Linked DNA regions of Homo sapiens: region 1 is linked to region 2. Evidence: chromatin contacts called from ENCODE Hi-C or POLR2A ChIA-PET data. All regions are on one chromosome and are shown on one strand. The core of a region is the stretch at or near the end of the contact, and the rest is flanking DNA. Distances in the headings are between cores, read along the strand shown. Region 1 holds the start of LINC00471 (long intergenic non-protein coding RNA 471). Region 2 has its middle 29 kb from the start of SNORA75.

Region 1 (3,379 bases), core at 522-3,021, 88 kb before region 2:
TCCAGCAGTTGTAAATTGTAATGTGGTCAAATCTGTCATCATTTCGTTGGTAGGGGAGAAAATATTTTCCTCTCCCATCTTAAGGGTTATGGCTGACACCCCTATAACAAGGTTAATGAGAGAAAGGCATAACAAATTTAAAGTCTTATGTGACACAGGAACCTTAAGAAACGAAGACCCCATGACCTAAAGAAAACTGTATTTTTATGCTAAGTCTGATGAAAGAAGTAGATAGTTGTGCAGAAACATGATTGGACAAAAGGGGCATCATCTAATGGTCATACATAGGGGTGGGAGGAGACTTCGGCATGGCCCGTTTGCTCAGATTCTTTCTTGCGTCTCTGCATGACACTTCTCCTCCCCAGGTATGGCACAAGACTCCTCTGGAATGAGGGTCTTACAACCTACTTCACATGAGGTAGGCCAGTGAATTCCTTTATGACCCTGCTTTATGGGAGGGAGCAGATTACTTACAGAGACCTTGCTTCTGTGGTTTTCTCAACTGCCAAGGTGCCATATTTTGGCACATTTATGGATTTTGCTTGTGACTTATCCTGTCCTTGTTATTGATTTTAATAATACTTCCTGGCAGGGAGTGGTGATTCAATTTGCTAATACTTTATTTGAACCCTGCATCTGTTCTTAAATGAAATGGGCTTTTGCCTTTTCTTCAGTTGTTCTTGATCAGATATATATAATATTTTCTTAAAATATTTGGGCTAATCTCATAAAGTTAGCTAGGTAACAAGAGTTTGGTGAGGTACCAAATCTAAAACAGGTAGGCAGATTGTTTTTTCTATTCTCATTCTTTCCCAGTTTGGGTCTTTCTGAAGCTAGGATAAGGCCAGGGCTCCTTACTCAAGATCACCCTTCCCTATCCCCTAAAAACACACACAATATCCCCAAAGTGTCACTGTTCAAGTTCCAACATGGGGCTAACTCCGAGGAGCTTGATCCTCCTACTGGGGCTACTGGTGTTAATGGCCATGAGGCCTTGTGAGAGCACATGTTCATGACAGTCCAACTCAAAAAACTACGAGAGTATTAAGTGATGGAGAATTAAACCTTAACTACCGAGCCTCAACTTCTTTAAATGAAAAATGAAACTTTTACCATCTAAGTCACACGTGTGTTTTGAGACGTCCATGATAAAATTTTGAAAAAGCACCCAGTACGCTGGGTGGCACAAACACGCAGCGGGCGAGGGCCCCTACAGCAGCGACAGCCTTAACGGAGAGACCCTCAGCTGTCGTCTCAGTGCCTCCTTCACGGCTGGAAACGGCGAGGACGCTAACATAGCCCTCACTGGGCGGGACGCGACTTAAACGGTTTAACGACCCCGAGCGCTGGGGTCCGTAACGGCGCCGACACACGCGCCCTTACGGACTGGTCGCTTTTAACGAGTGCTATTCACTTTCCGACTGCCCCTCCGCCATGGAGCGTCGCACCGCGTGACCGTCACCAACTCCTCGAACTCTGGGGCACCTCGGCCTTCTCCCGCGCCAACCTGGCGCGAAGACCTGGGACACCGCGCGCACCTGGACCAGCGAACCCAAAACCCCGCCTCCCGCGCTAGACCGCAGCAAAATGTCCGCTCCACGCGCAGGCGCAGCACGTGCGGCCCCCCCTCCACCCCGGCTCAAGACTCACGCCCCCAGGCTCCCGCACCGCCCGCCCCTCCCAGGGTCGCGGCTCAGGATTGGTTCAGGGGTTGCGCGGGCTCTGATTGGGCGAGGCGGAGTCACCAGGGCGCCGTATCTTTACGTGGCCGTCTTCCCCGCGCGCCTTGGATCTGGGGCAATAGCTGAGAGGGCGTCACCAGCGTGTCGGCGCCTGCGGTTTTCTTCGGGCTGTCCCCAGGCGTCGTGCCCGCGTCCGTCACGCGCGGTGGCTTGCAGGGGCGCACCGCGACAGCCTTAAAGGAAAACCTGTTAGGGACAAGGGCTGCTGTGGGCAGCGAGGGTTATAGACTCATGTGTGTTCTGAATTCTGGTGGGGGTAGTGATGGACGCTGACCCAGTTCACAGAATTATCTGACTGGCGAAGTAAAGGTACTTGAATTGCAGGTACTGTTTTTGGCCCTTTGTCCCCTGTATTTTGGCCCAATGTGCTTCCATTTGAGTAGTCTGTAGTGGAACTATATATATATTTTTTAAACAGTTACTTGAAAACACGTGACGGATCAGAATGAGAGGAATAGGAAGGAATTCCTGGGAATTTGTCTTTTTTTTTTTTTTTTTTTTTCTTAAGGAGTTTCCACTTATCGATTGTGGCAAAAGAAGAGGTATGGGAGACCTCACCTACAACATCAAAAATCACCTTTTGTATTTGTTTTTCTGTTCGCTGGTGTGAGTAAAAGATACCAAATGAAAATTAAAAGTTAAGATGAGGCCTAACATAAGTTTATTCCAAATGCCAGTTTACTGTTGGAAATACCAGAGACAAAACGTGCCTGGCTTGGAATGTGTGAAGGCCTTGTCATGTGCCTAATAATAATCTTGTCTATTTTGAGCAGGAAAAAAGGTCAAGGTGAACTGAAGAAAATAAGTCTTTCCCCAAAGGAGGTAGAAGATGGGGAAGATGAGATGTCAGAAGCTAAGGACAATGGCAGTAGAGATGAGGTAATTATATGTACAGAGTTGAGCAGAGTAGAATTTATTATTAATGCCAACAATTAAAATCCAGAGTAAAGCAGTTAAACTGCATTGTTTAATCTCAAAAGTTGGCCGGGCTGGGTGGCCGTCGCCTGTAATCCCAGCACTCTGGGAGGCAGAGGAGGGTGGGTCGCTTAAGCTCAGGAGTTTGAGACCAGCCTGGGCAACATCGTGAAACCCGTCTCTACTAAAAATACAGAAATTAGCCGAACGTGGTGTCTCCCACCTGTAGTCCCAGCCACTCGGGAGGCTGAGGCAGGAGAATTGCTTGAACCCGGGAGGCGGAGGTTGTAGTGAGCGTGCCACTGCACTGCAGCCTGGGAGACAGAGTCGGTCTCAAAGCAAAAAAACAAAAACAAAAACAAAAAACACAAACCTCAAAAGTGCTATTGCAAACACTTTTCAACTAGTATTACAAGTCCACACTAAACTGGATACCAAAACCTGACCAGGTCATTTTGAGAAATCACAGACCACTCTCTCTTTAATGAGCATAGATACAAAAATTCCAGAAATATTAGCAAATTGAATATCAATGTTATGCAAAGAGTAATACATCATAATGTATCGTGACCAAGTGTGGGTTATTTTGGGAATGCCAAGGTGTTCTTTGTTTGTAAAGTGATACTGGTTTTCTGGTAATACTGGTTTAAATCTCTTCATTCTTTAAATTGATTCATTAAAATCCATTCATTTATGGCCCAGGAGGGCGGTGCTTTCCCTCA
Region 2 (3,685 bases), core at 551-3,050:
TGCAACCTCTGCCTCCCAGGTTCAAGCAATTCTCCTGCCTCAGCCTCCCGAGTAGCTGAGACTACAGGTGCGTGTCACCACACTCGGCTAATTTTTGTATTTTTAGTAGAGATGGGGTTTCACCATGTTGGCCAGGCTGGTCTTGAACTCCTAACCTTGTGATCTGCCTGCCTCAGCCTCCCAAAGTGCAGGGATTACAGGCGTGAGCCACCACGCCCAGCCAGTGCCACTTTTTTTGTATTTTGTGCTTTTTGTTGCTGGTTTTCTTGCTTCATGTGGCCCCCAAGTGAACTGCTGATGAGCTTTCTGGTGCTCCTAAGAGCAAGAAGGATGTGATGTGCTATAGGGAGAAAATCTGTGCGTTGGAGAAGCTTCATTCAGGTGTGAGTTATGGTGCCGTGAGTCCAATATTAATGAATCAGGCTGGGCGTGGTGGCTCATGTCTGTAATTCTGGCACTTTAGGAGGCCGAGGCAGGAGGATCACCTGAGGTCAGGAGTTAGACCAGCCTGGCCAACATGGTGAAACCCCATCTCTACTAAAAACTACAAAAAATTAGCTGGGCATGGTGGCACATGCCTGTAATCCCAGCTATTCAGCAGGCTGAGGCAGGAGAATGGCTTGAACCTGGGAGGCGGAGGTTGCAGTGAGCCAAGATCATGTCATTGTACTCCAACCTGGGCAACAAGAGTAAAACTGCATCTAAAAAAAAAAAATTAATGAATCAACTGTATATTAACTTCAGTGTCTTTAAACAGAAACAAACATAAAAAAAGGTTATGCGTTGGTCGACTGAGGAAAATATTGTGACTAGGCCGGGCATGGTGGCTCAAGCCTGTAATTCCAGCACTTTGGGAGGCCGAGGTGAGCGGATCACTTGAGGCCAGGAGTTTGAGACCAGCCTGGTCAACATGGTGAAACCCCATCTCTACTAAAAATAAAAAAAATTAGCCAGGCGTGGTGGCACACACCTGTAATCACAGCTACTTGGGAGGCTGAGGCACGAGAATCACTTGAATCCAGGCAGTGGAGGTTGCAGTTTGCTGAGAATGCACCACACACCACTGCACTCCAGCCTGGGCAATAGAGTGAGACTCGGTCCAAAAAAAAAAAAAGAAAGAAAGAAAATACTGTGACCAGACCCTCACAGGTACCTAAGGAGGAACCTAATTTCTCCCAGGAGCAAAGCTTCAACATTCACTAATCCAGTGTTTGTGGTGATTTTATAGAACATAACCACCACGAATCAGGAGCATGGGCTGTACCTCCTGCTGGTTGTGTTTCTCTGGTTGCGATCTGACTGATATAGTGACAAAGTCACAGAACTGCTAATACTATTGTGGTTTTTTGCCACTACCTTAACAAATTTTGAAGAAAAGTTAAGGGTTGGTGAAAACAAAGATGTCTATTTATTCCCATCCATGCATATGAGTCCCCTGAATGCTCTCTGTGGACCCTGTGGGCATTCGTGGACCCCAGGTTAAGACCACCTGCAGGTTAACAGAGGATAATGCAAAGGCCCACACCAATCATGGTGAAGGGTGGAGGTAGCAATGTTCCCACAGGCTCTGAGGAAGCAGTGAAGCTGGAAGGCCCCACCGGGGAACTGGAGGCTGAGGGCTCAGCAGGCCTGTGGGCTCTGCTCCCCAGCTGAAGACACGGTACCCCTAGTTCTTCCTTAAGCTGTGGTTGCCCCAAGCTAGATCCATCCGAAAAAACCATGGCTGCCTACGGGTGTTGAGGAAGCGTTGTTTGCAAGGGCTGGGGTTTGCCCCAGTGGCTCTGAGGCCTCTCCCTCTCCTTGCACTAAACTCAGACAATTCTGTTCTTCTCCTATTATTCTACCTGTGATTTTAAGTGCTCCTCGTATCTGCACAAACTTACCCCCATCTCTTTTTATTGAAAAAGCAAACAGATCCCCTGATTCTTTGGGTCTGGGATGATACTTTGGCTGACTATCTGTGCCCTCCACCCACTACACCCTCCCAGAAAATGAAATTAATCTACTTAGGTTCATCACAAAGGTGGGCTGGTCGACCCAGTGGCAGACCGTCCCGCCCATGTCACCATACCAAGCGCCCTTCTGCTTCAGGTCCTGGGAGGTCAGGACTTCCTGGTGTCATCCTCAGACGGCGGGACAAGGCTGGGGCTGGATTCTTCCTGTCTGGGTTCACCTCCAATTGCTGGTGCTTCCTTAAGCACAGCACTATTGCCCCCATGTTTATGAACGGGAAAGGATACTAATTAGAACCAGCCAAAGGAAGAGACACAGGGTAGAGTCCAGGGAGGGTCCTGATGAGGAGCTGGCAGCCACCGGTGTGGCATCACCTCCTTCTTGCTGTGATGTGTGACAATTCGCAGAGTACCGCCAACGGGTGTGGCATCACCTCCTCCTTGCTGTGATGTATGACAATTCGCAGAGTACCGCCAACCACGGAAGCTTCCCCGGGCTTTGATGTCAGAATTTGTGTTGCAGTTTCCCTCTGTGGGCAGGGTGATGGAATCATTGCCTGTGAGGTTGAACTGGGTCTCTAGCTTGTTTCTTCGCCCCGGGGGTTGCTCTGACAGCTCTCGCCCTCAGGGGCCCATCATGAGTCACCTCATTAGGGTAACGGTAAACCATCAGGTGTGGTCTTCCAGGAGCCAGGACAAAGGCACAAAGGCCAGATCTCTCTGGGGAGAGGGAGCGTGTGAATTGCTTAGTACACAGCTCCTGACTTTAGCCTCCTGCCCCTCAGGCTGGTGCTTCCCCAGCTCTGACTACACATTCTGCTTTGTGAGTGATTTTACGAGTCTCACCTGGCCTGGAACTGGCAATGGGGAAATTGCTGAGGCAGGTGGCTGGCTCCAGGGCCTGGCTTGAAGATGGGCAGGAAGGCACTTACACTGCCCTCTCATGAGCCCCCCGGTACCCCCTTACAGCCCCAGACCCCAGTGATGTTCAGGCTTTTGGAGCAAGCCCTGTTGCTTTCTGCAACCTCTGTGGGTGGACTCGGACTCCTGACTGGTCACTTGCGGAAGAGAAGACCAGCGGCTCCTCTCCCTCTCGCAGGAGACTGAAGGCTGCCACCTCTGAGACCTCCTACCCTTTGGCTCCCCTTCTGGGAACCATGTGAAAGTGGCTGTCATGAGCCACATCCTGTCCAGCTGAAGTCCTGCTTGATGTTGGCAGAGGATGTGGTCGTTCAGAGCTGGGAGGACAGACCAGACACCAAGCAAGACCAAGAACTCTCCACTATTTCTGACTCTGGATGAGCGGGGTGCAGGGTCTTGAGGAGTAACTGGGGAACGGGACTGCAGAGACTACAATTCCCTCAGGGAATGTGGCTGTGGGATGAGAGTAGGGACACAGCTGAAGAGGTTCATGGGGTTGAAGGAGTTTCTTGTTTTTGTTTGTTTTCAACACGTAAAAGTCTTGAGCCCATTTAAAAGGCCATGGAGCTAGGCGCGGTGGCTCAGGCCTGCAATCCCAGCACTTTGGGGGGCTGAGGTGGGCGGGTCACATAAGGTCAGGAGTTCGAGGCCAGCATGGTGAAACCCTGTCTCTACTAAAAATACAAAAATTAGCTGGGCGTGTTGGCAGGTGCCTGTAATCTCAGCTACTTGGGAGGCTGAGGTGTGAGAATCGCTTGAACCTGGGAGGCAAAGGTTGCAGTGAGCCGAGATGGCACCACTGCACTCCAGCC

Evidence for each region. A loop is a pair of places that touch in the nucleus more often than their neighbours do. ChIA-PET counts read pairs that join two places held with the same protein, here RNA polymerase II (POLR2A). Pooled maps may share reads with other maps.
Region 1: a loop to region 2 is called in a map of endothelial cell of hepatic sinusoid, with 4 times the contacts of the local background. The contact joins the promoter of LINC00471 here to the enhancer-like site in region 2. A Hi-C loop is called at or near these places in 1 of 168 maps with a recorded cell type or tissue (endothelial cell of hepatic sinusoid) and 1 of 50 pooled maps. POLR2A ChIA-PET finds 5 or more read pairs at or near these places in 1 of 52 experiments (OCI-LY7).

The regions. Positions count from the first base shown.
Region 1 is chr2:231,512,769-231,516,147 of GRCh38, reverse strand. LINC00471 (long intergenic non-protein coding RNA 471) reads left to right here and starts at 1,771. Exons shown (of 5, transcript NR_199863.1): 1 at 1,771-2,051; 2 at 2,516-2,621. RefSeq lists a silencer at 1,539-1,758 and enhancers at 1,869-2,048, 1,619-2,428.
Region 2 is chr2:231,424,931-231,428,615 of GRCh38, reverse strand. No RefSeq gene overlaps it. Among named protein-coding and RNA genes, the nearest start is that of SNORA75, 29 kb to the left of the region's middle. Within about 2 kb of position 1,800, at least 2 of the 41 ENCODE cell types and tissues checked have a DNase peak (open chromatin) inside an H3K27ac peak, as active enhancers do.